Regions from separate parts of the Homo sapiens genome. Here all the other regions are linked to region 4. The links are chromatin loops, found by intact Hi-C in ENCODE. Cell type or tissue: IMR-90. All regions are shown on one strand. Each heading gives the region's core, and the rest is flanking DNA. Links, peaks and the distances in the headings are about the cores only. Region 1 has its middle 300 kb from the start of HGF. Region 2 has its middle 310 kb from the start of HGF. Region 3 has its middle 340 kb from the start of SEMA3C. Region 4 has its middle 61 kb from the start of CD36.

The links. Peaks named below come from ENCODE experiments on the same cell type or tissue, not always from the same donor. Only the 100,000 strongest peaks of a DNase experiment are listed, where the experiment ranks them.
Region 1: it touches region 4 in a loop (7-fold over the local background); 84 of 110 quality-filtered maps call a loop at or near these places.
Region 2: it touches region 4 in a loop (7-fold over the local background); 62 of 110 quality-filtered maps call a loop at or near these places.
Region 3: a loop joins it to region 4, with 12 times the contacts of the local background. A loop is called at or near these places in 46 of 110 quality-filtered maps.

What each region holds. Positions count from the first base shown.
Region 1 is chr7:81,466,331-81,474,071 of GRCh38, reverse strand. No RefSeq gene overlaps it. Among named protein-coding and RNA genes, the nearest start is that of HGF, 300 kb to the left of the region's middle. In IMR-90, for the core only: a CTCF peak has its summit at 3,867; a DNase peak (open chromatin) is centred at 3,861.
Region 2 is chr7:81,454,389-81,462,129 of GRCh38, reverse strand. No RefSeq gene overlaps it. Among named protein-coding and RNA genes, the nearest start is that of HGF, 310 kb to the left of the region's middle. In IMR-90, for the core only: a CTCF peak has its summit at 4,054 (motif pointing right); no DNase peak of the experiment used is centred there.
Region 3 is chr7:81,252,993-81,260,733 of GRCh38, reverse strand. No RefSeq gene overlaps it. Among named protein-coding and RNA genes, the nearest start is that of SEMA3C, 340 kb to the right of the region's middle. In IMR-90, for the core only: a CTCF peak has its summit at 3,528 (motif pointing right); no DNase peak of the experiment used is centred there.
Region 4 is chr7:80,696,133-80,703,873 of GRCh38, reverse strand. No RefSeq gene overlaps it. Among named protein-coding and RNA genes, the nearest start is that of CD36, 61 kb to the right of the region's middle. In IMR-90, for the core only: a CTCF peak has its summit at 4,640 (motif pointing left); a DNase peak (open chromatin) is centred at 4,633; H3K27ac peaks cover 399 bases.

The DNA.
Region 1 (7,741 bases), core at 865-5,864, 770 kb before region 4:
CACTCTAGAATGTTCCCAAGTTTACACTTCATCCTCATAAACATTGGCTTAACCAGTATTGTATTCATTGCCTACATAATGTGTATCGAGTGATTTTTCATTGTTTCTTTACTTTCATTTTTCTCATTACCGGTGAAGTTGAGCACCCTAAACATACTTCTTGGCAATCCTTATTTTCTCTTCCATGAAAAATGGATTTATATTTTCATCCATATTTTTCCAATTAGGTTTTAAAATTTTTATATTGATCTTCAGTACTTCACCTTATATTCTAGATACCCATGTCGAATTAACTCGATTCTGGCAATAATCTTTAACAGTCTTTGCACATCTGTGCATTTTTTTTTTTTTTTTGAGACAGAGTCTCACTCTGTTACCTGGGCTGGAGTGCAGTGGCACAGTCTTGGCTCACTGCAACCTCCGCCTTCTGGGTTCAAGCGATTCCCGTGCCTCAGCCTCCCAGGTAACTGGGATTACAGGCACACATCACCATTCCCGGCTAATTTTTGTATTTTTTTTTTTTTTTTTTTTTTTAGTAGAGACAGGGTTTCAACATGTTTGCCAGGCTGTTCTTGAAATCCTGGCCTCAGCAATCTGCCCACCTCGGCCTTCCAAAGTGCTGGGACTACAGATGTGAGCCACCGTGCCTGGCCTGGTTCGTGGTTTCTGACATGTTTAAAAAGTACTTCCTCTTTTATTTATTTTACTTATCATTTATCTCTCATTTGATTTTGAACAATCTTGGAATAACTTTCTCAAAGGTAAGAGGTAAAGAAGCAACTTTGTCATCATATTGTTAATCAGTTTTCCCAAAGGAATTTTATCTACTGAATTTGATTTTTTATGCTGCACATGTTGTATACTAAGCTTCCATTTTTACTGCTGGTGCAGGGTCCAGGACCCCAGTGCCTGGATAGTTGTGCTTCTGGGCACATATACCCTGAGTGTTATCCTATTACCCAGTCCCCAGATCCCTACTCTTATCTCCCTTAATCCTTTTAATGGGTTGCTTGAAGATAGAAGTCGCTCAAAAACCTGTCTTAGTTGTTCTGAAGGAGAGGTTCCCTCTGAAAATCTAATCAATACTGACAGAAGAGAGAAAACTCACCCCTTTTAAAAAATCTCAGTAAATCATTTTGCCCTGCAGTGCTCCATCAATGAATCAGTGATGTGATGTACTTTACTTCTTGAAACGTTTACTTAATTTCTCAGGACAGGGAATACTGTGGTAGAACAAAAGATTAAGTGTTCAACTATTATTTTCAAATTAGATTTCTGAAAACAGTAGATTTGAAATTGTATCATTTTTTGTTTTTTGTTTTTTGTTTTTAAGATACAAGTGTTACACCTGGAAACAATAAGGCTCATACTGTAAAGCCTTAGATGAAGGGATACAGAATATGATATAAATTTCAGCACATGGAGAGCCCTGCAAGGGACTTAAGACTGACTTGTTGATCTTTGCTGTCATTGTCAATAATTACAGCAAGCAATAGATGGGCCAAAAAGCCACCCCCCAGAGACATTCCACTGCCAATCTCCCCAGTATACAAACATTACATGAAGGGGCACTGGTTATTCCAGTTCAGGATTTGCTGTTAAACTTGACTTGGATCACATAACATTGATTTGGGTAAGTAAATAGGCAGAATCACCGAAGATCTTCAGTCATGATGATCATACATGGTGTTATCCAAGGCTGATTGGGCCTCAGGAGAAACATATGGATTTGTAGCATTCGGAAAATTAAGACAAGTTTGTGCAGATCCATAGGTTTGTTTATACATAATGAGGCTCCATGTTCCAGAGCTGCTATTAGGGCATCAAGAACAGCAGAGTGGTAGAGGACAAACCATATACATATGAGTTTTTCTGTTTTCATAGCACTTGGATGCTCTGGACAAACACAGCACTGACTCAGATTGTCAAGTGTAGTTGCCTCTTGATTAACCACACTGTGGTGCTAGACCTATGGGGAAAAGGGACCATTAATTGTTCTGCTCTTTCCTGAGTCTCCTGGAGCTGAGGTGTTCCCTATGTGCCAGGGTTTTTCTTCCTCCACTACTAAAAAATCCACATGTTCCATTTCAATGGCTATACATTCAACTTTTCTCCAGTCATCCCCGATTCTCACCCAGATCTTTATCTAGAAGGGTCAGGCACATGTAGGACAAGGGCATTATATCTATTATATCTCCCAACTTGGCCTGCATGGGTCACTAAGGGAGACTCAATGCAGGAAGACGAGGTAGCTCACAAAAGTGGTCATGATATTTATTTTGTTCCAATAATCAAAATAGCTCAATTAGAATTAAGTTTGAGTGCTCAAACCCCTTTTTGTCTCAGCTTCCACCCAGAGATTTACCAACCCTAAGGGGTGGTTGTCAAGGGAATGAAGAAGGCATCAAACCCAAGTACTGTCAGTGCAGAACCTGAATCTTTAATATAGGTCTATATAACCATTCACTCCATTTGTCCTGATCATTACTCAGGAAATGGCTAAGAGGAGATGATCCATTCAAAAAGATGACTATTTCATGCCCAAACTGCCTTATTAAGTATAGGGACTTGTAGGGGAAGAGGGAGATAGAGTCAGAAATTTTTGAGCTGAATTTTGAGGAGGCTGTTTCCCCATTTGGTAATACCAGATGTCTATGGAAGGTAGGGAATGTGGAATATCTATGACATTTCTTGACTACTGGTCCATTGTTAACTGGCTTTTGTGATAAAAGACACTGTATTTTCTGACTGCAAATGGCCTGGAAACCTGAAAAGGTGACACAGATTAGTTTCAAGGGCCATAGTAGTGTGGCTGGAATTGGCCAATTGGACGAGAAGAGCAATAATGTAACTTGATAACATGTCAACAGCAATGAGTGTGGCATCATTGATAACCCTGAGAGGAGGTCAAAAGTCCAATGTAGTCAATCTGTCAGGAGCAGGTGGGGTCACTATAGGCTCTACATCCTGTGGCCTTCTTTACCACTGGACAAATGGCTATCTTTCAGCAGGAGTCAAAAGTCTGATAAGCAACAGTAACTTATCAAAACATAAAGTCTATTTTTGTGCGCAGTCTCTAATGTTGGATGAATTGTCATGTGCGGTTTAATGCTGCAGCTAGTTGGCAGTCATGGTCATCTAGGCAGTGCAGGTTTTATTCGGAGCTGGATTTCAGCCAGTCTTATCAGAGAACAGGTTATTAGCATGGGTATTTAAGCAACTCAAACATCTGATAGGCAGCTGTGGCTTATTGCCACAGTTCGCCAGTTTTCCAAGTGGCAGTGCAGTTGGGTATGCTATTGGCAATTGTCTAAGAGAGAGTCAAAATCGAACATTTTGTCTTTAAAATTATTATTTAAAAGTATTATATAGTCTTTAAAAGTATTATCTAAGGCAACGGTGATGTGATGATGGCTTTCAATTCAGCCCCTCGTTCTGAAACTTACTGCAGTTGGTCTTCCAGAGTTATTATCGGGGAAAGACTGGGGATGCCACCCAGTGGACACTATCAGCTATTAACTCAGCTGAATCATCAGGGAATCAGGTCCAAGCCTTTAGAGGAAACTCTGTAAATCAAGGCCTCCATTGAGCTTGCAGCTTTGATTCAGACAGCAGAATGAGAAATAAAATTTCCCCTAAAAGGGTAGGTGCAACCACTTCATGTAAAACCGAGATGCCACCAGGGCCAAGCCAACTATACCATTTCATTTGATCAGCAAGGCTTGCTGGTCTCTTGTCAGTCATGGAGTCTGATTGATCCACCCTAATATGGGAGGACTCAAAACTTCCAGCTTGCAGCTGCTCAGTTTCAGCAGGACAAAAACTCTCTTCCGTTTAGAAGGAATTTACTTGCTTCAGGCAGGTGGCGCCCTTGTACTGGGAAGTTGCCACTCCTAGTGTTCCCACAGCAACTGTCAGCTAAATGATCACGAAAGCTGTGATTTTCTTCTTTCCTCCTTCCTCCTGGATTCTATTCTGTTTTTGCTGGACCACATAGGGGGAGACAGGAATCACCACTCTACATTGCGCAGTACCTGCACAGAAAAATTAACTCTAGACTTTATGAGCACTTACAGTACAAGCACATAGCACATTAATTCCAATTATACATCCAATAGTGGAAACTACAACAGTACATTGAATAGCCCCAAAGGCTGCCCCCTCCCCTCCCTGAGGTCGCTTTAATTTTCCTTTTCCACTGCAATTTGCCCAAATCTATTAGTTGAGTCCAAGTACATTTTTCCTTCTCAAGCACATAGACCAAAGTGTTTAACTATACTGGTCAGGGGCTCTAGCCACAGCCACTGGGAGATTATACTATTCTGTAACACAAAAGTACAGGAATCAGGGAAGTAAGGCCACGAGGGACTAAGATGTGGGAAGAGGTCATAGAGGAAATTATTTTTCTTTCTCTGTCCTGAAGGAAATACAAGTATTTTTCCCTGAAATATTGAGGATTGTTAAGTTAAAAACATCAAGGACGCAAGAAAGCACTCTGCCTCAACCTCTGTTTGCCTGATGGCCAGACATCAATCCTTCCTTACTGTAGACAGCACTTATCAGGCCAGAGAAGGCACCAGCAGGCACCAGAAAAATCTGGAAACAGATTTACTGTCTTCCCACATTTTTTCACTTTTTAAAAGACTACAACTGCTCTTTTTTTTTTTTTTTGTCTTGTCACTCTATAGGATTTATGCCTCTTTGTTGAAATGCTATTTAATCAAGGCCCAAGCCAGTGCTTTCTGAGAGAAATACTTTTGAACTGAGGCTTCTCCAAATGATGGGTACAGCATTTGTTAATAAGCTTCTGCTTGTTTTTCATTTATTAATTTGATGTTAGTTTTCAGGAGAGTGTCTCAACTAAGAATCTAAAAAGGGAGAGAAGAGAAATGATGTTTTCTTCCCTACAGTCTGCAGCTTCAGGTTAAGCATTTTCTCCTCTCAAGTGCATCTCCAGACTTGAGTCTGGGGACCCTTTTCTGCCACTCCACCTTCCTCCCTTTATGGTTCCTCCCCAAAATTCTTGGCCCTATGGCCACCTCTATGTTTAGCATACCCTCTCGAGGAACTCAACTAGAATAGTGACTTGTGTGCCTGTATTCAACATAGCTATAAAATTGTGAGTGCTTCTTCTTCCCAATGTTCCTTAGCATACTCAGCCTTTTTTCCTGAAGCAAGAGAGGTCAGTACAAAGGAGAGAGAGGGACATGTAAGAGTGCATGGAAGGGGAAAGCAGCTTTGCTCCAGACTTGACTAGACTTAGCATTTACTTAACAGTTTTAAGGAACTGTACCCTTGGTCTCCCAGGCTCAACAGTCTTTTAATATTTTCTGTGCAATTAAAGTTCTAAGTCCAACTTGCTGAAACCATTTCCTTTAGCTATATGTCCACCTACTTCCCTGTTGTCATGAAAACATCCTTCTTCCTCCTACCTGGAAAAGCATGAGCCATTTAAGTGACATTTCAATCCCATTTCTTGCTGCTCAGATTCATTCACAGATATAAGAGCAGGGGGCTTTACTAGTATTCCTCACCCACCTCCTAGGCAAAAGTATTTATTAACTGATTCTAGGGAGTCTTATAGCTTCAAACCCAGTCCAGGTCAGCTCTTGTCTTTCCCCTCCCAGAAAATTCTGTCTGTGCCAACATTTCATGCTTGTCAAAATGGCCAGAGTCTGGGGTTTTATTCTGCTTACCAACTAAGTTAGCTTGTTACTGTGTTGTGGATGCTTGCAGAAGACACACAATTCCAGTATCAGAGACAAAAGACTTTATTTAGGCATAATGCAGCAAGTAGCAAAATCATCTTACTTGCGTTTGTTCTCCTTTTCCCTCCCACCCCCGCCTTCAGTCCCAGTGGGGCGGGGTGGAAGGGTCCAGGGAGATACTGTGCATTCAATGTGTTTTTTTATTGCAGCTGGGAATCTGAGCTTGGGAATTTACTGCTTTTATTGTAAGTAGTAGGCAATCCTACTTTTCGAGTGGATAGGTTACCTCACCATTCAAGATTGCTGGCTGCAAATTCAACCCAGAAAATGGTAAGGAATGGTCAAAGCCTTATATTTTTGGCATAACTGGCAAGAAGTAGAGGGAGCTCAGGGCCCATGGAAGATTAACATTTACTACAGATAAAATAAAATAAATGAAACATCATATTTATTTGTAAATGAAAACTAAATACATTTTAACCTTAAAAGCCACAGGAGATTTTACAGATAAAAACTAATATTTTGAGTACATAAACATTTAATGTTTTCAATGTGTCTGAACAACTGAATTTATTTTAATATGAACACAAAATATATTAAAGATTTTAATAACTTTAATTTATTTGGAACTAATTCAGATTGGTATGATAAGCCCCCAGCATTATAATAGATAAGTGGATAAAGGATATAAATTAGTAGTTTATAAAAGGGCTTCTAATGACTAGAAATATTTAAAAATATTTCAATATTTCAATTTCTATTTCAAGTATACAAAAGGTAATATTTTTATTTAACAAACTAACTTTTCTTAAGGAAAACATCCAGCGTTGGTGAGGTTTCTGAGAAAACACTTTCACACAGTACTTTTCAGTAAAACTTTTCTGGAACTTGCAAATGGTTATCAAAAGGTTTACAATGATTATGTTACTTAATGGAGTAATTTATTTCAAGTAATCTACCTTAACACTTTATCATAGAATAAGTACTAAATGTATTATATGCATTTTTGGTGCACTTGCAAATTCTGTTTGAAAAGTGGCAAATGATAAATAAACGCAAAGCTCCCAAAGAAGTCTGAAAATGAGATACATATTTATTGTCAAAAAATTCAGTTAGAAATTACATATAAAGAGAAAAATTTGAAACAGACTTAAATTACCAGTAGGGAAATGAGTTTTAAGATAAAGGCTTATATAGGAGTAGAATATTTTTGTAACAAAGAAAGTGCTTTTTGCAAATAGTCTACATTTTAAGTAGGAAAAAGAAAACTAAACGCAATGTGATTTGTATTTTTTTAAAAAAATAGATACCTAGATAAAAGCAAAACAAGAACTATAATGAAAATTTTCAAATTATTACGTCTTGGCAGTGGGAGTTTACAGAGATTTCTTTTGTTACCTTATGCTTTCCAAATATTCCAATAACATGATGTGATCCATACCATATTTAATTATGTATCATCATATAATTGTTTTTATAAATTTTAGTGAGATTTTTTTAAATTAACTTTAAAGGTATATAAAATTATTTTAAAGTACCATTCAAATGTTAAAATAATTGTAAAAATATTTTAGAATGTTATTCTGAAAGATCAAAAATTTTGTTTTAATAGATATTGAAAAAGTTGAAAAATAAGAGTTGAAATATGCTTCCAAGAACATGACAACTAAATTTAATATTGAATGCTGGATGGAATTCTGGGACTGAAAATGGATATTAGATAGAAAGGAAGGAAATCTGAATGAAGTGTAGACTTCTATTTATGACAATGTATTAATATTGGTTCATTAGTTGTGGCTAATATAGTTGTGACTAATGATATCTAATTAAACTAAAGAGCTTCTGCACAGCAAAAGAAACTACCATCAGAGTGAATAGGCAACCCACAAAATGGGAGAAAATTTTCACAATCTACTCATCTGACAAAGGGCTAATATCCAGAATCTACAATGAACTCAAAACAAATTTACAAGAACAAAACAAACAATCCCATCAAAAAGTGGGTGAAGGATATGAACAGACACTTCTCAAAA
Region 2 (7,741 bases), core at 1,851-6,850, 760 kb before region 4:
TCTAAAACAATGCTTCTGTAAAGCAACTATGTGAATGGGGCTTGCACACCTCCAACACTGGGAGCATGACTGACCTAGGACCCAGCATCTTTACTCTGAAAGTCATTGTTGAGTATGGATGCGCTGTTCCCAGCCAATGACTGAAGGGAGCAGGGATCTAAGAGAGGTCCAGTCTTGGGAGACAAGGAACTCCATGGACCAGCAAGATGCCTCATAGCCTCCCCAAGGCCTTGCTGAGCTTGTCTGCAACTGTACAACCTTTTACTTTATGGTCCAGTGAAAGATAAGATTTTTTTTTTCTTCAATTTCTGCTTGGAGTCAATTAATATTTACTCACATGATTAACATATTTGGTTTAGGTTCTGGCATCATATCTTATGTAATGCTTTCTGTTTTTACTTTTTCCCCTTAATCTTTATTGTATTATCCTTGTATGTGTGTGTTTGTGTATTTTGATAATTGAAAGGTTTGTATATTCATTTTAGTAGTGACTTTTATGGCTATTCTCATTTCTCATCCTACATTTTAAATTCAGGTTTATGACTTGTTTCTACCATTTACTAGATCTGCAGTCTTCGTCAGGTAGGTTACTCAATCCATTTAGACATTAGTTTTCTCAATGAAACATGGAAATGAAGATATCTTCATTTATTGGTTAATAAGAAAATTAAGTGGCAACATATATGACATACATGCTAAATTAAAGGACACTTTTTAATTGTTTTTTCCTTCTGTTCAGGTAAGATTTAGAGAATAATTAAGCAAAGTATTCCATATCAAATATTAGTTTGAAAAATGAACTAAACATAATTTGAATCTCTTACAAATTCCAAGCAGGTATAAGAAATGCAAAATATTTTTATCTTAGAAGATTTATTTCTTATTACCTGAATAGCTTTGAATTGTATTGAGCACATCTTTATCTGATTAATTATAACATTTAAAAAATCTGGGATTTGGAAAAATGTGCAAAACAAACTAAATATGACTAAGATCTTAGGCATTTATTTTTTAAAATGATCTCACAAATGCTTTGTAAGACAGGTCTGCATGGTTCATGCCTACCTGAGCCCTTCTTTCTGCTGAAGTCTTTTCTTCTGCCTAAATGAGGATGTCCAACTGTGTGCAGCTAGTGAAGTTATATTCAAGCAGCTTTCCATCTGCTTCAGTGTTTTGAGGAAACTTCCTTACATGATCTAACTTCAAGCAATCTTCTGCTCTATAACAGAAGGCTGTTAATGTTGATGAAATGGCTTATTAACACAGTGCACCCACATCTGGCCATCAGGTGCTCAAACTCTACTTCCTCTTTCTATCTTTATCTGTCAGTACCACACTGTCTATTCTCCCAGAAAATACAATCTCTTACTATCGTTGTAGCTGTCTGATTAGAGCCCTTCAATAAAACATTGTATTAAGAAGAGGAAGGAAATTAAATATTAAGTCTAATTTAAATGCTCTGGCATTTGCAAACATATCATTATATTACATTCTAATAAAACTTCTGCAATAGTTTAATGAGCTTGAAAGGCTCCTCCACTAAGCATGATGTTCTGTGCTGAAATAATCTCACAAAAGGGTGTTAAGCTCTGCCTTTTTCTGGCTGCTCTCTCCTGTTTCCCTGCCCTGTAAATTCTAGCCACATTGACCTCCACTCTGGGTATCTCTTCAACCCAGATCACCAGGTTTTGCTTAGATTCCACCTGTCTGTACTGTGGACAGAAGTTTCCAGACAGTGAGCTGTGGCAATCCCAGGGTTGACCTTGCTCCCTTTCCCTCAGGGTCACTGTTCTGTGCTGTCTGTTGTCCAATGTGTCAGACCAAAAATTAGATTGTATATTTCATCTCATTCTTTTATTTTTTTTTAAGATAAGTATGCAACACCAGTCCTGGCTACTCCTTCATGGAGAGAAGTGAATTGAGAATTGACATCGTTTTAACTATAGCAATTTCCTAACATAAGTTAGGATTATACATACAGAACAGACTGTAAATGTTATAAGCCCAGATTATGTACAAATTATATAAATAAGAAAAAAAGGAAGGAAGGTAGAAGTGGAATGAGATCATTTCCCTTTTGTTTTATTGCAAGGGTTAAACATCAATTAAGTAATTTGAGACAATTGAAGTTAAAAAGGTGACCAAGCAATCAACATAATTAACTAAAATTGGAATGTTCAGAGAGGGAAGAGGTGGGGGGAAGGACAATATATTAGTTTCGTCATTGTTTACGGTGAGGATGCAATCAATAGTGTATAAGTAAATAGAAAAAACTAATACAAATCAAGTACTCATATATTGGGAAACATGATGTGCTGACCTAGTCATAAATTCTGAAATATCTGTGTAAGAACAAAGTATACAAGAGAGATTATAAGAGAAAGAAGACATGGATGGCGCATGTGGAGGGAGAGATTGCATAGCGGGACACATTCTGAAGAGTGAGATAGCCTCCACTGGGGAGGACAGAGCCCATCCTGGCTACCAAGCCTGCTTGGGGAGTGGCTAGTGATAACAGGGAAGGTCTGGAAGCCCTGACTTGGAGATGTATGTAGGGAAATGGTAGAGTTAAACCTTCCCTGGACAAGAGACTGAGCCTCAGAAAAGTCAACAAACATGCCCAAGTTATATTGAGGATTCAAATTCAGGTCTGCTTAGCTCCAGTGAACTTGTTCTTTCAGCTGTAGCATAACATCTGCCAACATGAAAGATGTCATGCCTTACACATATGTAATATACTGTGTATAACAACGCATTATTTCATCCCCCCCAACCCAACCACTCTAAAAATTGATATCAGACAATCCCTTAGGGAAGGAGAAGTGTCACAGAAGAAAAAAAAATAGCAGAAACAGATCTTAAATTCACAACATCCAGCACTTTTTTCATTTTCATGGCCATTGCTACCCTACTCCATTTAGATATTATAATTTCTCCATTTGCCCCTTCAATAGCCTACAAATTGGACTCACTGCCTCCAGAAATCTTACTCCCAATAATATTACACACACATAATCCGTTACAGCACCTAAAAGGTTATATGAGTACTTTTTTTTCACATAAACATGAACTAACTCCTTGGTTAGATATGTAGGACCCATCAGATACACATTGTCACTTCATTTCTCTCTTTTTCTCCCTAATTTTTTACATGAAAATGATGCTTCAGATGCTCTAAATTACTTACTGAAATTATATTTTGTATGCCCATTTTCCACATCTTGCTTAATCAATTCTCTTCACCTGGCATGTTTCCTCCTATTTTTGTCTCTGAGGCTATTGCTGATACTCAAGGTATAAAGAATCCCTGGCTGGGCATGGTGGCCCACACCTATAGTCCCAGCACTTCGGGAGGCCGAGGCAGGCAGATCTCTTGAGACCATGAGTTGGAGATCAGCCTAGGCAACATGAAACCCCGTCTCTACGAAAAACACGAAAATTAGCCAGGTGTGGTGGTACACACCTGTGGTCCCAGCTACTCTACTCCAGAGGCTGAGGTTGCAGTGAGCCATGATCACACAACTGTACTCCAGCCTGTGCGACAGAACAAGACCCTGTCTCAAAAGAAAAAAAAAAATCCTTCTTCATTCTTTTAGCTACTCTTCTCATTTGGAAAGCATGGCATAATATAGAATTTAAAAAGAACAATATGTATTGACTTAAGAATGTGTACATATACTTATTTATGTATGCACATATATTTATGAAATATATAGGTTTCATCTATATATAAATTTATAATATATTATGAAATATATAACTATTTTATTAATGACAATATATAATACATATAATCTTAATTTATTTTAAAATATTATATTTTACATTTGAGAAGGCTCTGATTAGTGATGAGTGCCAATTTCCTTGATTTACCTTATTATTTGAGAATATTTAACCACACATTACTACGTTGGTATTAAACATTCTATGAAATATTTAGTAGAATTAGGACATTTTTCCATGCAAAATGGGAATTTTATAAAATTCATAGTATTTATAAAAAGTATTAATAATATGCAATAGTAAGATGAAGCAGCAGATGGAGCTATAGAACTTACTAGTATACATTACTCTTCCTTCTCCAGGCACTTTTTATTGCTGCCTTTGAAGTAATTGGGGATTTGAGATACACAAACACATGTTTTTCCTATTACCTGAAACTTCAGCTTATATGAGTGTATTATACATGCAACATAAGAGTCTGTCATTTCCAAATTAATGGATAGGTTATATTCAATCTTTAAAAAAAACTATATTATTAGTAACCAGAGATTATTAGTAATTACATATATCTTATTAAAAATAAAAATCATTCAATGACACTTGTTACAGCACAGTAAGGACAACTTCATTCAGGATCTATGCGATAGGTATAGGAATCATTGCAATGGGATTTTGTAGTAGGGGAGAAGAGATTGGGCTCACCTCTGGATGCAGTATGGGCAAATGGGAATTTATGGCCAAGGAGCTGTGTGGGAGTCAGGGGAAGGAAAATTTCCAAGAGGAAATATCAGGGGTAAGGGGGATTCTTGATAAACGAATCTAACAGGATTCTTGCTGATTACAGGCCAAGGTGATTAGAACTTACCTGGAGGATGGAGGATGAGGAATCTGATTAGACATTGAGGGTGATCGGATACTAAAGGCAGGGGATTCTTGCTAAAATGACTTAACAGGGTTCTTGCTAAAACTGGATTTTACAAGGAAGTAAGTGCATATATGGGGCTAAGAAAAGGTCTAGAAGCCTGACTAAAGTTTGGTCAAGCAAAGAATCTTTATCAATTTCAACAACATTTATGCCTTAATGATGTTAATATACTATGTTGTACATTCTGGAAATAAAACACATTTAAAAATATCCAATGGTTGTTTTACTATTAATTTTTTAAGCTACACCTAGTATTTACCTGACTAGGCATCACTCAAGAGGAAGTCAATCCACATATTATGAATATCATATACTCAGCTCATATCCCAACTTATCTCCAACAATTCATTCTTGAAGCCTTCTTTGATTTACCCTTCTGGAGCCAAAGCTAGTTGTTGTTCTTAAGTGATCTATTTTCATCAACTATTGAAATTGATAATTTAATTTTCTATCCTTCTGCTGGCCTCTGAGCTTTATATCCATAGTCCCTGGCACAGAGCCTGGCATGTGGCTTGTACTCAGTAAACACTAGCTTCACTGAATAATAAGAGACGTGTATTTGGAGTCTAGGAAGGAGCAACGAAAGAAACCAGGAACTCTAGATAAAGCACAAGAAACGCAAGGGAAGTAAAGTGACGAAGGGGCTGGGCATGATCACACATGCCTGTAATCCCAGCACTTTGGGAAGCCAAGGTGGGCGATTGCTTGAGATCAGGAGTTTGAGACCAGACTGCCCAACATGGTGAGATTCTGTCTCCACTAAAAATACAAAAGATTAGCTAGGCATGGTGGCATGAGCCTGTAGTGCCAGCTACTGGGGAGGTTGAAGCATGAGAATTGCTTGAATTCAGGGGGCAGAGGTTGCAGTAAGCCAAGATAGTGCCAGTGCACTCCAGCTTGGGTGACAGAGAGAGACTGTCAAAGAAAAAAGACAGAAAGTAAAGTGATGAAAAATGATGGCAGGTTTGTAAGTGCCTCATTTACACCCAAGAGTGACATTATCTTTGGTTAATAGAAATAGGATTGGCAGCTTGGAGTAATTCCAGACCAGTTTTGAGGCTGTATTAGTCAGGGTTCTCTAGAGGGACAGATCTAATAGGATAGGATAGATGTGTATATGAAGGGGAGTTTACTAAGGAGTATTGACTCACACGATCACACAAGTCCCACAGTAAGCCATCTGCAAGCTGAGGAGCAAGGAAGCCAGTTCCATTCCTAAAACCTCAAAAGACAGGATGCCAACAGTGCAGCCTTCAGTCTGTGGCCAAAGGCCCAAGAGCACCTGGGAAACCACTGATGTAATACCAAGAGTCCAAAAGCTGAAGAACTTGGAGTGTGATGTTCAAGGGCAGAAATCATCTGGCATGGGAGAAAGATGAAGGCTGGAAGACTCACTAAGTCTGTTCATTCCACTCTCTTCTACCTACTTTATTCTTGCCATGCTGGCAGCTGATTAGATGGTGCCAGCCCCACCCCCTCCCCCACACACACACCAGACTGAAGGTGGGTCTGCCTCTACCAGTCCACTGACTCAAATATTAATCTCCTTTGGCAACACCCTCACAGACACACCAGGAACAAAACTTTGCATCCTTCAATCCAATGAAGTTGACATTCAATATTAACCATCACAGAGGCCATCATAATACTTTGGAGAGACACATTTATGCCAGTTAATATCAATGGTCAGGCAGTTTACTTAAATAAATGAAACAGGACTGATAAGTACTATGGAAAACTGAGAGCACATATCATATCTAAGGAGATGGCATCTACTCAATTCCTAAAGCTCATTGCTTTGTAGGAATGTGGCAGTATTCTAGATCTTGTAACCCTATAGTGGGAGCCAAAAATAATAATCTTACAATTATATGAATTGGTAGTTAATTTTAAATTTTAAAACCTATATTTGGTTTAAGCAAATTATGCCCGTACATTTGACCTTTCTCAAAGACAATTTGCTTTTCCTTGACTCAACTAGGGTAATGACAGTAATGGTGGAGAGGCAGTGGTGGATTCCAGAAACAACTGGGAAGCAGATTGGATAGAAATTAACAACTGTGATATACACACAGAGAAGCATAGAAATATACATTTATAGCTTTAGTTATGCAATATTTGAATGCAGTTGTTCATCTGAGCAATGGCAATTTTTCTACCTTGTTATTCCATCTTTACCTACTCCCTAATTTGTTTTAAGCCACATATTTTTAAAAAGTTCCTAAAGTTTTATTTTAATGGTGGTCTCTCTCTTTATTCTATTTATGTAACATATATATGTTAATATATGTTCCTTTATTATCAAAGTAATACATGCTCCTTGACTGTTTAAAGATATAAGGAAAATCTCTCCTTCCACCCAACTTTTTTTCCACAGAAATAACCACAATTAAGAACTTGTTTTATATCATTTCAAACTCTCATTTATAAATTTAAAACCCATTAAATATATAGATATATGCACTATATTGTTTTGTATATAGTTGCTCTATTTTTATAAAGGTGAAAAAATTGTGTGTATGTCTATTTTTTAAAATTAATTAATTAATTTTTTCTAAGTTTGCTTTTCCATAAGTTATTGGGGTACAGGTGGTATTTGGTTACACGAGTAAATTCTTTAGTGGTGATTTGTGAGATTTTGGTGCACCCATCACCTGAGCAGTATACACTGCACTATACTTGTAGTCTTTTATCTCTTGCCCCCACAACTCTTACCCCAAAATCCCCAAAGTCCATTTTATCATTCTTATGCCTTTGCATCCTCATAGCTTAGATCCCATGTATCAGTAAGAACCTACGATGTTTTGTTTTCCATTCCTGAGTTATTTCACTTAGAATAATAGTCTCCAATCTCATCCAGGTCATGGCAAATGCTGTTAATTCATTCTTTTTTTGTAGCTGTGTAGTATTCCATCATATATATACACCACAGTTTCTTTATCCACTCATTGATTGATGGGCATTTGGGTTGGTTCCACGATTTTGCAATTGTGAGTTGTGCTGCTATAAACATGCATGTGAAAGTATCTTTTTCAAATAATGACTTGTTTTCCCTCTGGGTAGATACCCAGTAGTGGGACTGCAGGATTAAAT
Region 3 (7,741 bases), core at 1,421-6,420, 560 kb before region 4:
TAGACTGAACATGATCAAGGAAAGAATCAGTAAGTTTGAAGACATATCAATAAAAACTCCCCAAATTAAAATGGAAAAAAGAATAAAAACACAGAAAAGAACCAGAACTGTGGTACAATTTCAAAAGATAAATATTTGTGTAATGGAAAATCCCGAAGGAGAAGAGAGAACAAAGAAATAAAATAAATATGTAAAGTAATAATGGCCAAAAACTTTCTAAGAATAGTTAAAAGCACACAACCAGAGATCCAAGAAGCTTGGAAAACATCTATAAGCATAAATACACTTAAAAAACAAAAACTACACCTGGGCATATTATGTTTTAATTGCAGAAAATGAAAGACAAAGAGATAATCCTAAAGGAAGCCAGATGGAAAAAAACACATTATCTGTATAAGAACAAGCATAAGAATTACAGCAGACTTTTCACCAAAAAGCATGCAAGCTAGAAGAAAGTGGAGGGAAATGTTTAAAGGATTAAAAAATGAAACCCGCCAACCTAGAATTATATATGAAATAAAATTATTTTTTGAAAGTGAAGAAAAATGAAGATATTCTTAGAAAAAATAAAAACCGGGAATTTGTCAATAGCATATCCCTTACAAGAAATGTTGAAAGAAGTATTTCAAAGAGAAGGAAAGTGATATAGGCATAAATTTTCATCTAAATAAAGAAAGGAAGATTTTCAGAGAAAGAATAAATGAAGATAAAATGCTTCATTTTTCTTATTCTCACTTTAAAATATAACTGTTTATTCCTACTAGGTATGCTAATTACATGGGTGATTAAATAATCTGTACACCAAACACTTGTAATAACCAATTTTCCTATGTAGCAAACCCGCACATGTAACTCTGAACCCAAAATAAAAGTTGGAAAGAAAAAAATTAGAACTGTTTACATTGATAATAGTAATTATATATAGTGTGATTACAGCACATAGATAAATAAAATGAATTCAGCAATGTCATAAGGAATAAGAAAAGGGAATTTGAAATGCTCTAATATAAGGTACATGCACTATACGTGAAGTGGTATAGTGTTATTTGAAGGTGAACTTAGATTAGTTAAAAATGTATAGTGCAAACTCTAGGGCAATCATAAAGATATTTTTAAAAGAAGTATAACTGATGCTATAGTTCAGATACTTGAACCTCCAAACCTCATGTTGAAATTTGATCCCCAGTGTTGGAGGTGGGATCTAGTGGGAGGTATTTGGGTCATAGGGGTGAGTTTCTCATGAATATATTAATGCTCTTTATTGCTGGGGGTATGAATGAATTCTTATTCTGTTAGTTCCCATAAGAGCTGGTTGTTTTAAAAGGCCTGGAAATCCCCTCTCCTGGTTTCTTCTCTCTCACTCTGTGATCTCTGTACATGGTGGCTTCCCTCCCCTTTTGTCATGAGTGCAAGCAGTCTGAGGGTTTCATCAGAAGCAGATGCTGGTGACTTGCTTCTTATACAGCCTGCAGGGCCATGAGCCAGATAAACCTATTTTCTTTATAAATTACCCAGCTTCAGGTATTCCTTTAGCAACACAAGCAGACTAAGACAACTAATATTCTAAGAGAGGAGATAAAATCGAATTTTATGAAATGCTCAATTAAAGGCAGAGGAGGCAGGAAAAATGAACAAAAAACAAATGCAATAAATAGAAAACAGTTACAAACATGATTGATATAAATCTAAATAATTAATAATCACTTTAAATATGAAAGGTATAAATCTACCAATTAAAGACAATGATTATCGGAGTGGATAAAAAACAAGACCCAGTTATATGTTGTCTACAAGAAACCCACTTTAAATATAAAGACTGCTATTTCAATAATAGATGTGTGGAGAAAGACATGATATGCTAACACTAATCTAAAGGAAGCTTGAGTAGCTATATTAATTTTAGACAGAGAACACTTCAGAACAAGAAATATTATCATGGATTAGGAGGGGCATCATGTAATGATGCATCAATTCTACAAGTTGGCATAGTTGTCTTTATCATGTATATAGCTAATGAAAGAGTGTCAAAATATGTCAGGCAAAATTTATATAACTAAAAGGAGACATAGGAAAAATTACTATTATAGAGTATTCAAGCTTCCTTTTAAATAATTGATAGTTCAAGCAGGCAGATAATCAGTAAAGACACAGTTAACCTAATCAGCACTATCAGTCAACTGGAGCTATTTGACATTTATAGCTATTTTATAAATATTGACTAACTGATTGTAGAGTTCATTTGGAAGATGAAAGAGCCTGAATAGCCAAGAAAATACTGAAGAAGAACAAAACTGCAGGACTCACACCATGCAACTTGAAGACTTACTATAAAGGTACTACAAGACAGCACAGTACTGATGGTGAGAAAATAGACCCATAGTTCAAAGAAAAAGAATAAAGAACCCAGAAATAGACCTGCAGAAGTATAGTCAATTCATTTTGGACAAACGAGAAAAAGCAATTTTTTTAAAAAAAGATACTTTTTGTCAACAAATAGTACTGGAATAAGTTGACATTCATATACAAAAAAAAAAAAAACAGGCAAAAATGAAAACAAAAAAATCCCACAGAAGTATAAGTTCTAAAAGAAATACAAGAGAAAATCTAGATGACCTTAAGTATGTTGATACATTTATAGGCACCATACCAAAAACATGGTCTATGAAAAGAAATTTACAAACTGGACTGGATTAAAATTAAAATTTACCTATAAAAGACATTGTTAAGGAAAGGAAAGAATAACCCACAGACTGGGAAAAAAATACATGTTTGATAAAGTTATTGTATTCAAAATATATAAATAACACTTAAAACTCAACAATAAGTAAACAACCCAATTAAAGAATATACAAAATCTATTAATTTAAATTAAAAAAATCTGAGCAGACATGTCACCAAAGGTAATATAGAGATGACAAATAAGTTTGATGAAAATGTTCTCAACATCGCTTTACATTAGGAGATTGTAAAGTAAAATGTTTAGATGTTGGTCAAACAATCTTTTGACCATTATCTCCCCATTCCTTCCTCCCCACTAACTACTCTAGCCTCTGGTAACCACCATTCTATTTTCTAATTTGAGGAGATCAACTTTTTTAGACTTCATTTATGAGCGAGATCATGTTGCATTTGTCTTTTTGTGCCAGGCTTATTTCACCTATCACAAGGTCCTCCAGGTACATCCATGTTGTTGCAAGTGACAGGATTTTGTTCTCTTTCATCAATAAATAGTATTCTGTTGTATATACTGCAGCACTATTCACAATATTCAATGGAAAGCATAGGTTTTTGTTGTTGTATACAACCTGTATCTAATAATGTAATTGCAATATCTGGAATTATTGGAGGTGTGTTTCTGTTTTCTACTGTATTTGCTGATCCTGGCTTGTGTCTTCTTTATGGTGGTTGTTATATTTGATTGCTTGCTAGCTAGTGTTTGAAAAATTACTTTGAGACACAGTTCGAGGATGAAAATAAATGTTTCTTTAGAGGATTTTTGTTTTCTTTTGTGAGGCACCAGAGGGGGCTAGCGGCCTAGGACCAAGGCTGAACGGGTTTTTACCATATTCCGACTTCCCAATTCACACTCTTCAGCGTATAAAGCGTGTTTCACCAGGAGCCCTCGTCTTGCTAGTAGCTGACTCTAATTCATGTCCTTCTAGCCTGTGAGTATGCAGACAGTAGTTACACCCACTATACATTGGTAGCTCCTTCTCCCCACAGCCCCCAACCTCCTCAAAAGCAGAGGAATGGAGATGGGGTTGCGGGGAAGGGTAGAGGAACAGCAGGGCAGTAAAACGGTTGGGTCTTAACCTCTGGTGACATTGAACTCTCTATCTGATCTTAAGAGATTCAGTAGTTCCTTGCTTTCTGATACACCTTTTGATCCCTTTAAAAAAACCTCTTAAAATTATTTTCAGAAGAGTTGGAACAAATATTTAGTCTGAACCCAGAAGCCAAAAGCCTAATAAGAGTTGTTCTTCCAATGAGTATTTAATCTCTTATTTCAGATTGACGCACTATGGACTGCCATTTGGAATCAGTCCTTGGTCCCCCTTCACCTGAAAGTTCCTGTGGGCAAACTCTTTCATGATCATGCCTTTGTGGGATGAGTGATACTGTTGCCAGATACAATACAGGATTTCTAGCTAAATTTGAATTTTAGATAAAATCAAATATTTTAAAAATATATGGGGAAAATACTGCATGGGATATACTTAGGATTTTAAGTTATTCATTGTTTATGTGAAAATCAAGTTTAGATGTGTGTCCTTTTTTTTGCTAACCCTGGCAACCTTAGTGGTGGCTGGCAGGATAAAAGTTTGCTCCAGTGAGAAGTGTGTTTCTAGCAACTCTAGATGTTAAACACTTTAAACTTGTTACAGCAATTAGAGTGAGATGCATTTATAGCATATATTTAGGCACCTCAGTAATGTTTGCTTCAAACAGATTCATAGAATCTCAGCATATGAACTTAGAAAATAAACTAATACACACCATTTATTGTCATAAACACACCATTTAAGAACTAGATATTTGGGAGGTCCTGGGTAGAGACAAAAGTAGAGATATTATGAAAGTATTGACATTTGTTAATGCTCAAATAATGAAAAGCATTCCATGTTATTTCTGGAAAAATGATATTGAAACATATTTAGAAGTAAACAACATTAAAAGGACTTTAGCACAATTATCAAAGCAATCAATTATAGGAACCCAAATCTTCTTCCCTCATACATCTTATTATTTAAAACAAACACTGAAAAAGAATGCTACCTGATAGCTACAACTCATTCAGATTTTCCCATTGTGTTGGTGTCTTGTGTCAAGTTTTTCACAAAACATTCCCTTTTCTAAATATGGTCAAAATGTTATATCCATTAGTGAAATTATCTTACATACCAGTGTAACATCTGCCAGTCAAATCAGCATATTCTCAAAGAGATATGCACATGCAAAAATAATAATTTATTAATTATACCACAGTAGCTTTATTTTGTAATATATGAGATAATATAATTTCAATATATTGATTATTTAAATTTAAGAAGATAGTTCAATAATTTTTAAAATTTGTTTCATTTGTATTTTAAATCCAGGTTTATTTTAAATCTTGTTCTTTTTTGTTTAGTCTTTTCCCACATGCATGAAGTAATTTTTCTACCACCAAGACTCTAACCCCTTATTCACTTTGCCTTTGCATTTACTACTACAGCCTTCATCTTTGCATATCATCTAATTAAACATCGTTGCAGCTGGTCTCCATGTCCAGATCACTTACGCAGATCATTAACAAAAAAGAGCCAAAACTCAGGAACATTTGGACTATCCTCAAAATTTTCTAAAATTCTGCCACACTTCCTTTGAAACATATTTTGCTTTGTGTTTTAGAAAGTTATTTTCCTATTGCCACGTTTTCCTTTAAACAATCCAATATCCATATTGCATTTCTTTGTATATAGTAATTGTTTATAACAAGGTTTGAAATATTGCCCAACATAAAGTATTCATTAGGATATAGGTTTCCGCTACCATAAAAACAATGCAGATATTATAATAGTGGCTAAGGTTTAAATGTGTCTTCCAAAGCTTATGTGTTGGTAACTTAATCCCAAGTGCAATTGTGTTGAGGTGAGACCTTTAAGTGGTGATTAGGTCATGAGATGAATTTATACCATCATTGTAGGAGTGGTTTTGTTATATCAGGGGTGGGTTTCTGATAAAATAATGAGTTTGCCTCTCGCTCTCTCTCTCTGTCTCTGTCTCTCTCCCTCTGTCTCTGTCTCTCTCCCTCTGTTTCTCCCTCTCACCTTCTCTCATCCTTTCTTGCCCTGCTGCCCTTCCACCATGAGATAATGCAGCAAGAAGGCCTTGCCCAATGTGAGCCTTCAATCTTGGACTTCCCAGTCTCCAGAACCATGAGCCAAATAAATTTCTGTTCACTATAAATTAGCCAGTCCTAGATATTCTGTTGCAGCAGCACAAAATAGACGAACACAATAGCTTAAGGAAAATACATTTGTCTTTCCTTTCAAAATCTGAGGGAAGTAGCCCATACCTGATACCAACTGCACAGTATCAACAAGCTCAGGTCCTTCCCCTTTTTGCTCTACCATCCTCAAAATGTTCTGTTCCAAAAAGGCTTTGACAGCTCTCACTACCACATAGAGATCTCAGCCACTGGGAAGATAAAATGGGCAAGGGGAGGACATGTTCTTTTATTTTAAGGGCTGAATCCAGAAGTTATAGCTTTACTGTTCATATGTCATTGGCCAGAACTTAGTCATGTGGACACACTTAGTTACTATGAGTCTGGGAACGTCTTCAGCTTGGTAATTACTTGCATAACAAAACTTCAAGTTATTCTGTACTAAAGGATAAAGTGAAGTGGATATTGGAAGATAATAAGCAATTCCTAGTATGGTAACCATATATCTTTACTTCATTTGTTTAAATTTATCAAATATTTATTATTTATTTATGTGCCTAGTATAGTGCCAAGTGGTTGAAAAAATAGGGATCGACAAAATACGTTTTTACTCCCAAGTAGATATTATGTCTGTCTTGTCAGTGAAACAAATACTCAAAAATGCAAATAAGTTATGTTATGGACTAAATTGTATATTAAAGGATTATAATGGTGGAGTACATAGAGTTTTGAAGGAAGAGTAAGATTAGCCAAGAGAAGAGAATAAAGTATTCAAGGCAGACAGCTCAGAAGTTAATTATTTGAGAAGAAAAATTAGTTTGACTTACTTAAGAACTTAAAGGTTAGTAAGAGCAATAGCAAGAGTGTCAAAGTAAAGAATTATTTATTTATTTATTTATTTACTTTTGAGATGGAGTCTCACTCTGTCATCAGTCTGGAGTGCAATGGCACAATCTCTGCTCACTGCAACCTCCACCTCCCAGGTTCAAGCGATTCTCCTGCCTCAGCCTCCCCAGTAGCTGGGACTACAGGTACCTGCCACCACGCCCAGCTAATTTTTTTATTTTTTAGAAGAGACAGGGTTTCACCATGTTGGCCAGGATGGTCTCAATCTCTTGACCTCTTGATCCGCCCACCTCGGCCTCTCAAAGTGCTGGGATTACAGGTGTGAGCCACCACTCCGGACCTAAGAATTTTTAATACACTTTTTTGAATGGGAAGGAACAGAAGGCTTTTAAAGCCTTACCTCTTTGTTACCGGTTAACCTAGTCTACCAGTGGACTTCTGCATGCACGAAATTAGGTCTCTAACTGAACTTCAAAGATATCCAAATCTTTTCAAAATTTTATCTAATTTGATTAGTGAATACTTACTTTTTGGAGGTTTTACTTATCCTTAAATGTTGCTCTCTCATCTTTCATAAATATTCTTTAAAAATATGGTTGCACTAATCTTGAACTCAAGATAATGGTGGATAGTCTCTTATTTTCTATTGGCATAATTGGGGATTATGTTATTAGAAAATTATTTTTGGGTGGTTCCAAATCTTGGGATTAAACATGACCATATTTAGAATTTCCTGGTTATAATAGTTTCAATTACTCCCAATGTTACTTTCATAAGATGTATATACCTTTCCAGAAGAAAATTTGGGAACTGAGTAGATTATGTTTGAAAATGAAGTGCAAACATACTGACCTCAATAAGTAAAGATGGGTAACATTTATTTTCTAAAAGGATACACCTTTGATTTTTCAGTGATAATAAAGGATCTGCATTGAGTTATAAAAATATTTTATACTTAAGCAATAG
Region 4 (7,741 bases), core at 1,624-6,623:
CCAGTGCTCCAAAGGGACAGTCTGAATAGAAAGACAAAGCCAGGCAGAAGCTGCGTCACCTTTTATGACCTGGCTAGGCAGTCATGCAACATCACTTCTGCTGCATACTAATAGTTAGAAGTATCTGCCTGCATTTATATGGGTGCTGGTCAGAGAGAGGAGGAAAAAGGAGGCTTATTGGGTAAGAAGCAGCATGGTGGGAGAGTGATCATAGAACATTTGAGTTATATCAAACTTATTCTTACAGTGTTATTCAAGCCACCAGATCCAATGAAATGCTTTTTTAGTCCTTATCTCACTTTGATACTATTAATACTAACCATTACCCTAAACCCCAGGAGGAGTCCATCCTTTGACTCCCACTGCATCACTCCTCTCCCGGGTTTTCTGTCTCCTCTCAGTCTGCTTTCCAGCTCATCACCTTCTAACATACCATAGCCAGTTACTCAGCAAATCCTGACATTTGTCTCCTTCATATTGCTCAAATCTATCCACTCCTCTCCATCTCCAATGTCAGCTCTCTTACTCTATGCCAATATCACTATTCCTTTCATTCAACACATATTTCCTGAGTACCTACTATGAGCCTATCACTGCCATAGGAGCTGGGTCTTATATACAAATAGACTAAAATGTCTGTTCTCTTGTTCTTCCTCCCTCTCTTTCTGCATATACAAGCACATAAACACAATTCTTAATTGCATGCAAACTTGTATCTATCTATCTATCTATCTATCTATCTATCTATCTATCTATTGAGAGAGAGAGGGAGAGAGAGAGCGTGAGCGCACACCTTGTTGGGAGATAAGCACAAGCAGAAAAAAGAGGAAAGGGTGGACTTGAGGTAGAATGCAAATTTAATAGTGATTAGGGATGACCTCATGGGAAGGTTATTTATTTATTTATTTATTTATTTATTTATTTATTTATTTATTTTTGAGACAGAGTTTTGCTCTTGTTGCCCAGGCTGGAGTGAAATGGTGAGATCTCAGCTCACTGCAACCTCGCCTCCCAGGTTCAAGTGATTCTCCTACCTCAGCCTCCCGAGTAGCTGGGATTACAGGCATGTACCACCATGCCTGGCTAATTTTGTATTTTTAACAGACAGGGTTTCTCCATGTTGGTCAGGCTCGTCTCAAACTCCCAACCTCAGTTGATCCCCTCGCCTCAGCCTCCCAAAGTTTTGGGATTACAGGCATGAGCCACTGCGTCCAGCCTGGGAAGGTTAGTTTTAAGCAAAAAAGTTGAATGGGATGAAGAAGAAAGCCATGAGTATATATAGTAATGTAGATCTTCCCTTTGGGCAGGGGGCAAAGCTAACACAAAGACCACGCAGTGGGAGTGTGCCTGGCATATGCAAGACTGGACAAATTTATCAGGGAATCTGGAACTGAGTGATGGACAGGGAAAGGAATAGAAAGTAAGATCAGAGTTAAAGGTGGAAGGTGGACCAATTACCTGTGATCTTGAAGGACATTTTGTGAACTTTGGCTTATACCCTGAGTTAGGGTTTTAGGCAGAGGAGTGACATGGAACAATATTTTAACAGGGACACTCACTGCTGGGTTGAGAATAGACTGTGGTGTAGGGGGTGAGGAGGGTGGCAAGATAGAAACATCCTTTCCACATAAGAATGATAGTGGTGGTTATGACCACTTGCCTAGAATTCCAATAGCAGAGGGATTTTTGTTTTAGTTTAAGGATAGAAAATATTTTAGCACACTCATTTGCTTAGGTGGAAGAATTAACCTTAGATAAAAAGGATAATACTTTCTGCACTGACACAAAATTGGAGAGATTTAGATGGCAATACATGAAAATAAGCCTGCTGGTGGATGAAAAGCAATCTGAGAAATTGCTGACAGGGTAGCCTGTTTGCTCTGTGAGTTACAGGGTGAAACTTGTGGGCTCTTTGGGCATGGTCCTGACAGGATGACAGCTGTCCTTCAGTCTCCAAACAATGATGTTAAGAGGGGTGAGCAGAATATGCCAAGGTTCTCTCTCAACTTATTAGAAGCCCCATTCTATGTTGCTTTAGACCCTGCTAAACTTAAGAGTATTCCCAAAGCATTTCTCTAACTTGAGCTTGAAAGTAGTATTGTAATAGACAAGGTTATTAATATATAACCACCTATATTCAAGACCTAGCCTCTTCTCTATTGCTCACTCTATGTAAATGATTCTGCTGCCATTCATTCTAGGGTTGCTCAAGGGAAAAGCTGTTTAATAACATATTAGCCCTTGCATTTTAGATGATCTGTTCTTACCATTTTCAACTTCAGAGTTTTCAATTAAAAGCACAGTTTGTTATATGGAGTGCCCTAACTTTTTTTTTGAAATGGAGTCTTGTACTGTCGCCCAGGCTGGAGTGCAGCGGCACGATCTCTGCTCACTGCAACCTCCACCTTCCGGGTTCAAACAATTCTCCTGCCTCAGCCACCCGAGTAGCTGGGACTACAGGCGCCCGCCACCACACCGGCTAATTTTTTGTATTTTTAGTAGAGACAGGGTTTCACCTTGTTAGCCAGGATGGCCTCGATCTCCTGACCTCGTGATCCGCCCACCTCGGCCACCCAAAGTGCTGGGATTGCAGGTTGAGCCACTGCGCCCGGCTGTAGTGTCCTAAATTTTATGGGGCACTGTGTGCAGTTGAAAATCATATGGGCCTTTATTTGTAGCCCATTTGCCTCTGCTCTGAAGGCTGGCTACTTATATCCTTGATGTGTTCCTGAAGCCATTAAAGTTAAGTGTACAAGCATGGCCTATGTTTCAGACTGAATCATTCCAAACATAATCGTTCGGTTTCTTGCAACTCTGTCTAATTATTTGTCACCATTTAGTAACAAAAATAAATTTAATGTGTTTATATATAGATGAATAGAAGATGCTAGGAAACCTCAGTCTTCTGTGTATGGTGGGGTAGGACTGGGGGAGGTGGGAGGGAGGGCAGCAGGAATTTTAGGGGCCTTATAGGCCAGTTAAAACCTCTACCTTTCTTCCTGCCTTTTCCGGTTCTGATTGCTTTGAAATGTGAAAAGCTTTGGTAGAAGTAATTAATTTACTCTGAAATTATCAGGTATTTATGCTTCAGTGTAAATTCAAGTTCAGGAGGTAGAATTTGATGGGTAGGAAAAAGTGGAAAGCTTGAATACAGGGTCACTCCTGGAAAACTGGGAATGGCATGCTACCAGAGAGAAATCACAGTGGATCAACTTCACCCCCTCAAAAATGAGGGCAAGTATGTGTTTATAATAATGTTCACAGTTGAGGATCTTAAGTTGCATTGTGAACAATTCTTAGCAAAAGGAAGGGGGAAAGTTTCCACAATAGAACACACCTTTCTAACAGCCTGTAAGTGGCAGATATGTTTTTACATAGATCATCCAAGACTCTCACTATTTCTGCATGCAGTCTCTAGATCAACCTCTGATTAATGGATGTGACGAATTATCCCCCAATAATAAGCCTTGGATACACCCTTCGTTGGGAAATATTCTACAGCGATTCTGTTAAGCAGCTACAGATCTGACAAGTCACATGCTATCCCCTCTTAAATATGGGATAGCACAAATTTTCTTCAAGTGTTGCCTGCAATAGATATTCTATGTAGTCTCAGACTGTAGTCATTAATTTGAATCTTAAACTAAACGTTATTGCTGGGATGTGGTTTGCAATAGTATTCATGGAGATATAAACAGAGTTTGGACTGTTGATGAATCTTTGAATTACTGGAATTTAGACTGTACCAGCAGAGAGGCATAAACTTGCTGTTAAAAATCCTAGAAGGGCAGAGGAAGTATGAAGGAACAAGTAGGACACTATGCGGCTTCTGTCACATAGATTTGAAAATTAAGTGACTCCAGCAAAATGAAGAAGTTTCCCCATCTTTCTCCCATGAGCACCAAGTGACACTTTAACCCACAGAGGGAATGAAAGTCCTTGTGACACACAGTAATAGAACAGCAGACTGTTTTAACCAGAGCAGAGAAACTTGCAGAAGTCCAAAGGCATATAGGAGCCAAAATAAACACTAGCCAGAATGAGTGAAAGATTTTGATTCCCGGAGCTTGAGGGCACTGAGAGGGCTTAGCAGAGTGGAAGGTTGGTGAAGGAGGGCTTACCTGATTTGAGGCTCACAGTCCCACCGCCTCAGTCAAGAAAGGGAAAAGGGGCTTTGAAATAACAGTAACCAACACTTGTGTTGTGCTTTGTAGTTTATAAAGCCAATTTCCATACAACCTCAACTGCCCTACAAATTAGTAGTGCATTATTATTTATTGTCTACATTTTATGGGTGAGAAGATGAGATTCAGACAAGTGAGATAACTTACTCAAGGTCACTTCTTTATTTAGTGTCAAAACTATGACCAGGACTCAAGTCTTTTTTCATGCTTTCTCACTATATTGAACAATTTCCCATTTAGTAACATGCGTATGTAGCCATGCCATTAGTTCAATTTAAAAAATGTGTAGGAAATATTTTATATGAAGCATATCTCTATATGTTAAATCAGTGATAGGCACTATATTAATACACTGAATAAATGTGCCAAAGTCAGAGGCCCAGTCTTTCAATAAAGAAATAGCGTTTCCATTTTTCCTCCTTGTCACGCTCCTGTATCTAACATTGGATTTCATCTGCCATCTAGTGGAATTTTCACAAATTACATGTTAAAATCGTATTCCCTGCATCAGGTTGTCCAAACTGTTTCTGAAATATAATCAAAGTCTTCATCTTCACCTTATTTAAGCACGTTTATGTGGCAGATGTTTTCTTTTCTCAAAAATTAGTAAGTTTTCTGTCATCCTGAATTTGGTACAAGCTTGTTCTTGACTAACATGCTGTGTGACCTAGGACAATTATCTTTTCCTAGGAAAATTATCTTTTAAAAACTTTGTTTTCTCTATCACACACTGAAGTCATTTACATATGGGATAGCACAAGTGAAGTCACTTTCAGCAATGAAATTTTTGACTCTACCTTTATTATAGTAAAGTATTTATAGTATAGTAAAATACAGTATTTATTTAATACAGTAAAAATCACTATGATTTTTAAACATCTATATTTTCCCTTTATTCCCCCACATCTAACTATTCCAAACCCCTAATCAGAGCATTCCTATGGATCAGTGAGTTACTAGGGTGACATAATTATGTTAAAAAATCAGAAAATAATGACATATATCACATATGTCATGCGAAAAAAGATTTGAAAATGCCCATTGAGTGAACCATTGAATTTGTGTTTAAAAAAAAAGAAAAAAGAACAACGTGGATATGTTTATAAATTTTAGTAGATCATCACATAAAATCTAATTCCTCTTCACAATAGCTTTGTGAGGCCATTAAAGCAAGTGTGCTATCACTATTTGACAATGAGTAAACAGAGGCACAGAAATATTTATTGACTTGATCAATCTCATAGTGATGAGCAGTTGTAGAAAATGAATTAAAACTCAGGTTGGTGTTATGGTGCAGACCCACAGCAGCATGATCACCTGGGAGTTTGTGGCCAGTGCAGAATCTGACAGTATTCTAGACCTATGGAATCAGAATCTGCATTCTGACCACATACGCAGGTGATAGGATGTCCATTAAAGTTTGAGAAGCATCAGTTGAGCCCAGGATATCAAAAGCCAGTCGTGTAATATTGGAGGAGAGTTTCAATTTTAATCTGAACAGAAGCTTAAATAGGGCAAAACGTCTCAAGTGAGAGGACAAATTTCAAAATAAATCTTATATGCAAAATATTAAAATGTCTTGAATAATTTCAGACTTGAAAATATAATCAGTGCCTTTCCAGAGCAACAATACAATTTTATTTGTTTAGGGAAAACTTTCTATGACAGTGTATTATAACTAGCTCAAGCTTTTTAAAATATTTAGAATTTTCAAGATCAAAACACTTTGTTTAGCTCAGTTCCTTCAATTTATAGATGAAGCAATAAAGTCCAATAAGAAAATTATCGACAGGACTAAATTTGAAGCTCCTGTCTGTTGGTCTTCTGCTCTTTAATAGCACTTCCCCCCTTACATATGGCGTATGGACTATAATTTGTCTGGAGGACCATTTCCCAAAGTCTGCCCTGCAGAACACCAGTCCTGCAAGTTGCTCTGCAAAAATATGTTTGAAAAATATTGCATAACATAGCTTCTTCATGGAGATTCTCAGCACATTCTCATAACGAATGAGAGGTGCTGTCATAAAGGAATTATTTTTAACTCTTTACCTTAGTTAACCAAGCATAAAATGCTCTCACTTCCTCTCTGATGTCCCCTTCTGCTATTTTTAAAAGTTTATTTTATATATTTAAGTTATATAGCATGATCTTATGGGATACATATACATAGTAAAAGTGTTATTACAGTAAAGTAAATTAACATTCTTCATTTCAGAGTTACCCATTTTTGTTTTGTGGCAAGAATGATAAAAATCTCATAGCATGAATCCCTTAAACACAGTACAACTTTATTTCCCATTGTCTTCATGTTGTGCATTAGTTCTCTAGATTTGTTCATCCTAAGTATCTGCTACTTTGTATCCTCTGACCTACATCTCTGTATTTCCTTCTTTCTATTCACACCCTACAGTGGAAGTAACCACTGTTTTGTTTTCTGTCTCTCTCTCTATTTTTTTCTAGACTAGCTAATGGTTGTCAATTTGTTTTCGAAAAACAAACTCCTAGTTTTATCAATTCTTTCTATGGCTTTTCCATTCCTATTTATTTTTATTCTGATTTTTAAAATTTTCTTTATTCTGCAAATTTGGTGTTTAGTTCTTTTTCTAGTTCCTTGAAGTGTAAGGCTAGGCTATTTATTTGGAATCTTTTTTTAATGTAAGCATATATTACTATAAACTTCCCTTTTAAAACTACTTTCGCTGGTATCCCATAGGTTTTTATATGTTATATTTCTATTGTTTGTCTCAAGATATTTATAAATTTCCTTTTTGATTTCTTCTTTGATCCATTGGTTGTTCAGGAGCATGTTCTTTAATTTCTACATATTTTTTGACTTTTCCAAGATTCCTCATGTTACTGATTTTTAGTTCCTTACCATTGTGGTCTGAGATGATGCTAGATATAATTTAAATCTTCTTAAATTTGTTAAGACTTGTCTTGTGGACTGTGTGATCTGGTCTGGAGGATGATCCATGTGCACTGGAGAAAAGTGGATATTCTGCAGCTGTTGGATGGAAAGCTCTGTATGCCTGTGAGGTCTATTTAATCAAAAGTACAATTTAAGTCCAGTATTTCCTTAAGTTTCTGTCTTGTTTATATATCCATTGATGAACGTGAGATAATAAATTCCCCTACTATTATGGTATTGTATCTGTTTCTACCTTCATGTCCATTAATATTGGCTTTATGTCTGTAGGTGCTTAATTGTGGCATGTACATACACTGAGAGTGTCTTCTAGATGAATTGACCCTTTATCATTAAATCATAACCATCTTTGTCTCTTGCAAAAGTTTTTTACTTGAATTTTTTTTTTCAGATGTAAATATAGCCGCTCTTGCTTTCTTTTGATTATCATGTTCATGAAATATTTTCTTCCATCCTTTTACTTTCAGGCTATGTGAGTTCTTAAATCTTAAGTGGATATCTTGTAGACAACATATAACTGGATCTTTTTAAAATTTATTTATCTACTCTATTGATTAGAGATTTTAATCCATTTACAGTCAATGTTATTATTAATAGGTAAAGGCTTACTGACATTTTAAAATTTGATTTT